Linked DNA regions of Homo sapiens: region 1 is linked to region 2. A link is a contact called in ENCODE Hi-C or POLR2A ChIA-PET data. All regions are on one chromosome and are shown on one strand. Each heading gives the region's core, a stretch centred on a gene start or an enhancer-like site at or near the end of the contact. The rest is flanking DNA. Distances are from core to core; before and after follow the strand shown. Region 1 holds the start of PEX16 (peroxisomal biogenesis factor 16). Region 2 holds the start of LINC02696 (long intergenic non-protein coding RNA 2696).

Region 1 (5,026 bases), core at 2,382-4,881, 560 kb before region 2:
TGAAAGTGGATTGGAATGAGAATCTCCCCTCCCATGACCTGGAAAGGGGGCTCAGGCTGTGTCATTTGCCCAACTTCTGGCTGCAAAAAGTGAGGCAAACTCAAAAGAAGCTGTGGAAAGCAGCCCAACCTGAGACCCCCTTTCTCTGGGAGATGGGGAAGGTCAGGCTTTGGGTCTCTGGAGGGCAGGGATAATGGTTGCTATGGAGACTGATGGTGGCTCCTTGTGCACCCAGAAATTGAGAAGGGCCATGCACTGGCCACTCAGGCGTCTGGAGCTTGAGCCTCCAGCCTCCCTGATCTTCATCTGTAGCCTAAAGCTGGGGTGGGGAAATGTGATTCCCTCTCCAGGACCCTCAACAGAGACGGTTTGTGGGGGTTAAACATGTGAGACCAGGCCAGAACAGTGGCTTATGCCTGTAATCCCAGCACTTTGGAAGGCCAAGGCAGGTGGATTGCTTGAGCCCAGGAATTTGAGACTAGCCTGCTCAATGCGGCCAAACTGTATGACTGCAAAAAATACAAAAATTGCTGGGCGTGGTGGCATGTGCCTAGTACTTGGGAGGCTGAGGTAGGAGGACTACCTGAACCCAGGAGGTCAAGCCTGCTGTGAGTTGTAATCACACCACTGCACTCCAGCCTGGGTGACAGAGTGAGACCTTGTCTCTAAAAACAAACAAACACCATATGGGATCCATAGTTGGGTGCTGGCCCAGGATGAGTCTTCAATAAAGGGGCTGGGGGAGTCAGTGCAGGAAGCTGGGTCTGCAGATCTCACTGTAGTCACTCACAATGTTGGCCCTTCTTCTGGCTCAACCTCACCACTCAGGGAAACTGAAGTGCTGAGATACCTGCTAGGCCCCCAAGGGGTTGTTCTGGGGGCGTGGAGGGAGAAAGAGGGACACGTATGGGCATATAAACAGGTGCTGTTCCTCTTGGCCTAAGACCCATTTTGACCCAGCTCTGCCCAGGACTTTGCTGTGTGACCCTATTAGACGAGTGAGGCTCCATCTCTGGGCCTCTGGTACTCTCGTAGGTAAATGTTGGACTGGTCTACCTCTCTTCCCCTGTGACTTGGGGCAAACTGAAGGAGAGAGGATACGGCTCAATCTGCCCAAAGGTCCTTCCAGCCCAACAAAGACGGCCAAGCCCAGGCAGGGGGCCAGGGAGCAGGGGAGGGGCCTCCTGCACACACCGCAACTCTTTGTCTCTGGGCCCTAATCCGGCCTGGGATCTAGAGAGGAAATTCAGGCAGCCCTGCTGCTGCCAAGCTGGCTAGACCCATGCTCCCCTTCCCAGTTCTGCAGGGAGGGAGAAGAAACTGGTTCCAGCCCAAGCCCCTTCCTATTCTGTCCTGGGGAGTCTGCCCCTCTCCCCTCCACACCTTGCTCTCAGAATCAGGACCTCCAGCCCAAGGAGTGCTGAAGAACCTCAAATTCTCTCTCTGTACCCTCTCCACAGCTGCAGAGGGAGGGCTGGAGGAGTGGCCAAACTGGAGGTTTGAGGAACAAGTTCACTAAGGTGTTGGTGCACAGCAGGGCCCTGCAGGGCTCAGTGGCTCACACCTATAATCCCAGCACTTTAGGAGGCTGAGGTAAGCGGATCACCTGAGGTCAGAAGTTCGAGACCAGCCTGGCCAACATGGCGAAACCTCGTCTCTACTAAAAATACAAAAATTAGTCAGGCGTGGTGGCGGGCGCCTGTAGGCCCAGCTAATCGGGAGGCTGAGGCAGGAGAATTGCTTGAACCTGGGAGGCAAAGTTTGCAGTGAGCTGAGATTGCACCATTGCACTCCAGCCTGGGCGACAGTGAGACTCCGTCTCAAAAACAAACAAACAAACAAACAAAAAACAAGGTGGGGCAGAGGAAGGGAGAAGGAGCCTCACCTTGAGGGCCCTGAGCCTAGGTCCTAATCCCAGTTGCTAACTGGCCTTATGACCAAGGAGCCTCAACATGTCACAGCTTTTGTGGGCTGTGGGCAGTAGGAGAGAGGGCACTGCCACTGGAGACCTGCGCTGTGGCCTCTTTGGCCAGTGCCTTGCTGTGCCATGTGGGACAAATCCTTTCCCCTCCTTATTGGGCCCTAATTTCCCATCTGTGAACAGTTCATAGCAACTTGGGGCTGCTGGGAGGAGGGCAAGCAAGCCTGGAACCCAGAGCGTGGCCAGAAATGATGTCGACGATGCCCATGACCACCTCCTCTGTTCTCCAAGACCTTTGCCTCTCCTCAGGCCCCTGGTCACCTTTCCCTGGGTCTTCGTTCTTTGATGTGAGAAGAGGGCAGCTTTAATCCCCCACCTGATAGAGAAGAAAACTAAGCTGTGGAGTAGGGTGGAGTGAGGGAGTGGAAGGAAGGTTGTGGTTTCCTGGTGAGGTGTGATGCTTAGACCTGGTCTCTAAAAATAAAATTAAAGTTAAAAAAAATGAATTAAAAAAAACCGCCTAGTCTCTGAGGTCAGAAAAGACCAACACTCAAATTTTGGCTGGGCGTTCTTAAAAGGATGCTTTCTTCATCTGGAGATATCTGGTGGAGAGGATTAGGTAAAATAATGTATTACTATTCTCAGGGTACCATAAATCCGCTGGCCCGCTCCCTCAGGCCACTGGCCCACGGCTCCACCCATGTCACGCCCCTTTCCCCGCAGCCAATCAGCGCTACCTCCCCAGAGCGCCCGTTCCCTCCACCACTCGCCGCAGATCTCCCGGTGCCACCCGTTCCAGGGAGGCTGCTTGGTTTGGGAAGATACTCCCCAGGGGTCTCCCCTTCCCTTGGGGGCGCAGCTGAGGACTGCGAGGTGCGTCCGAGGGCCAGAAAGCTGAGATCGATTCTGAGTTCAAGGATCAAGTCTGCCCTCAAACCATTTTACAGATCGGGAAATCCGAGACCCAGAGAAGGGATACTCCCGCCCAAGGGCCACCGAGCCGAGAGAAGCCCGGGCCAGGGCTTTCTTCGCGTATGTGGGAATGCAGGCGCGAGCCCTTTGGGGGGCACAGTCCATACGGGAGCTGAGGCCGAAGCCGGAGCACTAACTGTGCTGTCTAGGGGATCGAGACGGCACTAGAGGGCTGGACTCCTTACTGCCTCAGTTTCCCCAGCACTACCTTTGTTGAGGAAACGGAGATGGGGATACTGGCCGAACGCGCGCCTGCTGAGACACAGTGCAACTGTATTTAGACGCCCCGCACCTCCCCAAATCTGATCGAGGCTCCTTTTTTCAAGCACCCGCTATCTCTCAGCCCTTTAAAATCCGGCCCTGCCGTTCGAGTCTCTCGGCGTTCCATTGGAAAGACTCGGGGCTCCAGCTCCCTTCTCTAGAATGAACTGCTCTGACTGCCGCCCGGCTTTACCGGAGCTTTAACTGCGCAGGCGCAAGGGCAGCCAACCCGGTAAACGGAAGAGCTGGGTGCTGACGGCGCTGGGCGGGTCAGGGGCGGAGAGCGTGCTAACCAATGACTTGAGGGAGTAGGGGGCCGGGTTTGGGCCCTCAGTTGCTAAGGGCTACCCGAGTGGGAAGCGGTTCAAGAGATGGGGTGAAGGGTGGTTCACCGGTTCTTCAAGTCCTCAGCCTTCTGGCCCGCGGAAGTTAAGCAACCAAGAGGCGGGCCTAAGACCGGAAGCAGGAAGGAGGGCGCAGGAAGCAGGGCGCCGCAGCCTGTCGTACGGTCCTTCTGTGGGTCTGTCGGTGCCGAGGGCAGGATGGAGAAGCTGCGGCTCCTGGGCCTCCGCTACCAGGAGTACGTGACTCGTCACCCGGCCGCCACGGCCCAGCTGGAGACAGCAGTGCGGGGCTTCAGTTACCTGCTGGCAGGTGCCACCCTGACCTTTGATCAGTTCCTTCTGGGCCCTGACCTATGACCCCAGTGGCCCCCTTCCCTGCGGAGTCAGGGTAGTGATCGCTGTGCTTGAGAAGACCCGTCCAGGTTCCCAAAGGGCGTAGGGAGGGGATTTCCGGGACCCGAAGACGAAATGTGAGGCAGATGCTCACTCACACCTCCTTCTGTACCCTCTCCCCAGGTCGATTCGCCGATTCGCACGAGCTGTCAGAGCTGGGTGAGCCGGGCTCTGGGGGTGGGGGATGGGGGATCGGCTGCCTGGCCCCTGGTGAGTTCCCCAGAGAGGGTGAGCACCCCAGCCCGAGGACCTGGGCTGCCCGTTAGACACCTTGTGCTATGACTGAATCGGCACAAGGTCTGTTGTTCATTGTCCTGGGCCCTCCATGTCCCTAAGTCAAGAGACACGTCTGGGGACCTTATCTGAGTATTCACTACTGGCCAGGCGCTGGACTAAGTGCCTTTCTTACCTTTACTTGTTAATCCTCCCTACAGTCATATTAAGTGGTACTTATTGTCATCACTGTCCATTTAAGGAAGAAGCTCAGTGAGGTTAGAGAACAGTCACTGATGGTCCCAGAACCAAGATTCAAGTCTAGATCTCCCAGATTCCAGGATTCCCAGATTGTAACTACCTCAAGAGTGTTTGCCCAGTGACTGCTGTCACAGTCCTGAAAGAATGCACTGGGTTTTGAAAAGCAGAGGTGAGGCCAGGTGCAGTGGCTCACACTTGTAATCCCAGCACTTTGGGAGGCAGAGGCAGGTGGATCACGTGAGGTCAGGAGTTCGAGACCAGCCTGGCCAACATGGTGAAACCCCATCTCTACTAAAAATACAAAAATTAGCTGGGCATGGTAGCAGGTGCCTGTAGTCCCAGCTACTTGAGAGGCTGAGGCAGGAGAATTGCTTGAACCTGGGAGGCAGAGGTTGCAGTGAGCCGAGATTGTGCCATTGCACTCCAGCCTGGGCAACAAGAGTGAAACTCCGACTCAGAAAAAAGAAAAGTGGAGGTGGAATAGACCCTCAGGAACAGGCTGCCAAGAGAGAAAGGGCCAGGAGGTGGGACCGTGTATCTGTGGCAGTTCAGAGAGCGATGGGCAGTTGTGGGCAGCTGGATGACCAGTGCCATCCAGCAGGGCAGTAACTGGCTTGTCACTGAGATTGACCCATCCTTTCTTGGTCCAGCCACCCTTGTG
Region 2 (4,986 bases), core at 1,858-4,357:
CTATGATTTACTGCAGCCTTATTGTCCTGACCAAGAATGAGACCAGTTTACAAGTATTATGCAGTCACAGACACATGGGCCCTACCTAGACCTCTGAATCAGACTCCTTAATGCTGAAGCCTAAACATCTCTACCAAGAAAAGTGTTCTCTAAGACTCAAGTACAGAGCATGTGCTGAGACAAGATTCTTCAAGCTGGTATGTGTGTATGTGCGGGCACACGCATGCTTGTACAAGTCTTAAGATGTCTAGGACATATCTGTAGAGTTGTTCTATATCATTTCCATGTTCCTTCCCAGACCCTCTGCCCTCCATCCCAAATGCTTTTCTTGCCCCTCTCCACTGTGTCTTTGCCCACATCTTGTGCTTCAGGCTCCACTCTATGTAGCATTTGACCCCCTGGCCTTTACCAGCCTTCCTGTTTCAATGTACCTGAGATGAGATGGCAGCAGCTTTGGGGAAGCAGAATCCATTCGTACATTCATTCATTCATTCATTCATATGTCACAGACTATTTGAAGTTCTGGGGATACAGTCATACAATATAGACAAGATGTTTATTTTCAGGGAGCTTACATATTAATGGGAGGAGACAGTCAATAAACAAAGGAAGATACAAGAAAATAGCAGTAATGATGAGTGTTGTGGTGAAACTGAATCAGGATGACGTGACAGAGAGTAACAAGGGGGTACATGAGTTTGGGTGGTCAAGGGAGGACTTATTTGAAGAGGTCACATTGAAATTCAGCTCTAAACAAGAGAGGGCCAGCTCTGCAATAACTGGGTGAAGAGGGTTCCAGCAAAGGGAACAGCTAGTGCAAGGACCCTAAGGCAGGATAAAACTTGGCAGGTTGAAGAAAGAAAGATAGTATGTCTGGATTATAGTGAGTGAAGGGGTAGGGAGTGGTACCAGATTGAGTCCAGATCACATAGGGCACAGTAATTAGTGGGGGAAGACAATAATTCTAAACACAAAAGTGATAGAATCTAACTTACATTTTAAACAAATATTTTGGCTGCTACTGTGTGGTGAATGGACTGGGATGGTGAAAATGGGTCAGAAGATTAGAAGCAGGGAAGTTAAATGAAAAGGATCTTGCAGTTAACCAGGTAAAGGATGATGATGCCTGGGTTAGGGTGGTGGAGATAAGAACAGTGAATGGATTTAGGATATATTTTAGAATAAAAGCGGATCGAATTTGTTGATGGGTGAGCTGTGGGGAATGAAAGAGGGAATCAAGATTGTTCCCAGGTTTTTGCTTTGAGTGCACTAATGATGGCACCATTAGTTGACATAAGGAGCCCTGGGAGAGGAAGAGATTGGGGGCAGGAAAGGAAGAGTTTGACTTAGACATGTTAATTTGAGATATTTATTAATGAACCCACTGAAGCCCCCATCTCATACTTTATATCTATCACTATACCAAGAACTATGAGATCCAAGACCTTGCCTTCCTTTTCAATTCCTTGTTAAGCAGGAATAAAGTGAAAAATTACTGAATAAAATATTCAGTTTTTTTGCAAAACACTCTTACGTTCAGAGGTTTGGTAGCAGAGCCATATCTTCCCAGGCAGGCATAAGTAGCCAATCAATCTCCATGTCATACCAAGCAACGGTCCAAGGGGCAAACTAATTAAAAATTTAATCCCATGATTTTCATCTTAATCTCTTTTTCCCATTAGCTTTGATCAATGCCTACAACTACAATTTAACCAAACTTTTCATTTAGATAAATGACTCAGTGGGGTACCTATTTAGTCCGTTTGTTATGAACCAATGGATAACTAAAATGTATATGCTAATTACTAAAGACCACACACTAATTTTCAAAGCATTTTATTAGCACAAAAGCTGTGTTCCTGTTATCAAATGAAATGCGCTTCCTATGTTACACTCAGTAGTTGTTCAAACCAGTTTCTCTTGACTTCAGTAGCCAAATTGCAGCATGCTGTGTAGGTACACAGTGCACTTGAGAAATGTCTGCACATCCCAACCCTGCACTATATCACAAGCAGTAGTGAAAGGTGTAGCAAATAAGAAGATTCCATGAACTTCTCAGCTACCTGAGACTTCTGCTGCACCCTGAAAAAAAAAATCAGGCTAGAAACCACATAAAACAACTAAACCAAACTGAATGCAGGGGCTGCTATGAGGAAGAATGAACTTTGCAGCCTGTTCCAAATGCTAAGGTGAAGGAGGTCCTTCCTGGCTCTGCTCACTAGGTGTGCAAGTCAGGAGATATTCATTTCGTGATCATCCTTTCCTATCACCTGTGGTGAAATTTCTACTGCTTTCAAGTCTTCCAGCCCCTATTTGAATGCCAAAATTCTTAAGTTCCTTCAAGTAAAAGAGATCTTCATTTTAAAAATAAAAGTCAATGGCTCTGGTCTCCTGTAGCCTTTTCAGCCCCTGTAACAGTGCTTTCTCACTTAGATTTTCACTGTCACTTCAATAAAGGGGTGAGAAGAGAGAACTGGCCTGCGATCAATGAAAACTATTCAGTAAAAACTCTTCATGCCAGACATGGCCCCAGAAACAGGAGGAAAGTTTACCAGACAGCAGGAGTGGGTGGTGGCTGGGTCCAGTGGAATGGGTAAACCTAAAAGGGGACGAAAATGGTTTTCAGGCTGCTGTGGCCCTCTCTACACACAAATTTTGTGGCCATGAAGTCCTGGCTACTAAGCATCATTGTCTTTGCGCAACCGCTGCACCTGCCACTTCCCTCAACCCATTAATAATCGGGTTCCTGGGAGGATTTTCATCCCCAATTTACTGGACATGCCTCCGAGCCACCTCCCCGCTCCGGCCCTCCCTCTCGTTGGTCGCCTTCAGACTCCCCCACACGCGGGACGGCCCCTCCCCCCACCCTCCTCACCGGCTAGCCGCGGCCAGCAGAGCCTTCGAGCGGCTCTGTCAGGCTGCCCTGGAGCGTAAGGAAGAAGAAGGCGCGAAGGAAGAAGACTTCCTCATATTCTTGGCTTCCAAGGGGCGCTAGGGCAACAGAGGGGGAAATGACGTAGCTTCCATCCCGGAAGCGAAAATTGGGCGCGGGTCCAGGAAGCCGCCATGTTGTGTGTGGCGGATGAGAATTTCAGCGCTCAGCATCTGGGTACCAGCAGAGAGGCCCCACAGAGAGGCTAGACTAACCGTCTCCGCCTCCTCTCCTTTCTCTGCTCCTCCCCTCCTCCCATCCCCCCTCCCTCTCCTTTCTCAGTGTACTAAATGAGTGCTTCAGAGCCCAGTGAATAGATGGACAAACATTTAAATTTCCTAGCCGGAAACACTGAAAAGATGAACTGTCAAGAGGCGTTTGAACCAGAGGGACTCCATCTTGAATAGGGGCTGCATAAAAGAAGGTGGAGACCTGCTGGGATGCATTCCCAGGAGGTTAGGCATTCTAAGTCACAGGATGAGACAGGGAGGTCAGCACAAGATACAGGTCACAAAGACCCTGCTGGTAAAACAGGATACTTAAAGAAGCCGGCCAAAATCCACCAAAACCAAGATTGGCAATGAAAGTGAACTCTGGTTGTCCCCACTGCTCATCATATGCTAATTATAATACATTAGCTTGCTGAAAGACTCTCCCACCAGCACCATGAGCATTTACAAATGCCATGGCGATGTTAGGAAGTTACTCTATATGATCTGAAGGCGAGGGTGGAACCCTCAGTTCTGGGAATTGCCACTCCTTTCCCCAGAATACTCTTGACTAATCTACCCCTTGTTTAGTGTATAATCAATAAATAACGTATACACAGTTGAACAGCCCATGCCGCTGTTCTGCCTATGGTGTAGCCAATCGTTTATTCCTTTACTTTTTTAATAAACTTGCTTTCACTTTACTCTTTGAACTTGCCCCAAATTCTTCGTTGCTTAAAGTCTAAGAATCCTCTCTTGGGGTCTGGATGGGGACCCCTTTTCATTAACATAACCACTTTACAATAGTTGAGGGTTTCAAGCACCAGGCTGGTGAGTACAGAGTACATGGCCCTGCTTTTCTTGACTTTGGTTACTTGGACTCAGGCCACAGCTGAAGAATACAGGAGGGAGGGAGGGAGAGAGAGAGATCATTGGGAAGCAGGTGGCGGCAGTGGTGGTGGTGGATTGGGTGTGTGAAATTTGCAGAGTTGGGGTGACTGCCAGGCTTCTGGGCTGATAGCTGGGAGAATGTTGGGCCATCACATACTAAAAGGGAACCACAGGAGAAGAAGCTGATGTGTGGGAAGTTTGGTTTTACATATATTAAGCCTTGAAGGTCTTCTAGGGGAGAAACTCAACAGGCCAATGGATGTGCCTGGTTTGATTTTTTAGATGACAGGCCTGAGCTAGAAATCTGTGCCTTAGATTCTTGTATATGAATGGTGCTAGAGCAGGAGCTTAGAAGAAATTGCCTGGTGGAGAGAATACCCTTTGGGAAAGAGGCGCAGGACAGAGTGTCAAGAGCTCTTCTACTAAAGAAAGGGAAGATGAGCAGGCAGCCCTAGGAGAGGAACCAGGGAAATGCGGCATTGCAGGGAGCAAGGGAAGAGCACTTCAGGAAGAGTAATTAGGTCAGTTTTGCTGATAAATTAGTGAGATGACTGAGCAGACTTTGTTGTTACCTGGAGCAGATTCCTTGGAATGGCTGGAGAAGGTCAGCTTGTGGTGAGTTGAGGAATAAGTGAGGGTGATGGTGAGAAAATGGAGATAAATGAACATAGGCAAATCTTCCAAGAAGTTGTCTGTGAAGAAATGAGAGTGATTCTGAAAGGAAAATGATGATTTTTAATTATTATTTTTTAAGATTGGAGAAACATAAGCTTGTTTTGGGGGGTTTTTGTTTTGTTTTGTTTTCTTGAGATGTAGTCTCACTCTGTTGCCGAGGCTGGAGTGCATTGGTGTAATATTGGCTCACTGCAACCTCTGCCACTGGGGTTCAAATGATTCTCCTACTTTAGCCTCCTGAGTAGCTCTGATTGCAGGCACGCGCCACCACGCTAGGCT

What was found. A loop is a pair of places that touch in the nucleus more often than their neighbours do. ChIA-PET counts read pairs that join two places held with the same protein, here RNA polymerase II (POLR2A). Pooled maps may share reads with other maps.
Region 1: a loop to region 2 is called in a map of CD4-positive, alpha-beta memory T cell, with 30 times the contacts of the local background. The contact joins the promoter of PEX16 here to the promoter of LINC02696 in region 2. A Hi-C loop is called at or near these places in 1 of 168 maps with a recorded cell type or tissue (CD4-positive, alpha-beta memory T cell) and 9 of 50 pooled maps. POLR2A ChIA-PET finds 5 or more read pairs at or near these places in 1 of 52 experiments (activated CD4-positive, alpha-beta T cell).

Annotation. Positions count from the first base shown.
Region 1 is chr11:45,916,482-45,921,507 of GRCh38, reverse strand. It overlaps PEX16 (peroxisomal biogenesis factor 16), which reads left to right and starts at 3,631. Exons shown (of 11, transcript NM_004813.4): 1 at 3,631-3,808; 2 at 4,015-4,050. The coding sequence starts at 3,697. RefSeq lists enhancers at 3,807-3,876, 3,823-4,575.
Region 2 is chr11:45,353,492-45,358,477 of GRCh38, reverse strand. LINC02696 (long intergenic non-protein coding RNA 2696) reads right to left here and starts at 3,107. Exons shown (of 2, transcript NR_120558.1): 1 at 2,876-3,107; 2 at 1,821-2,082.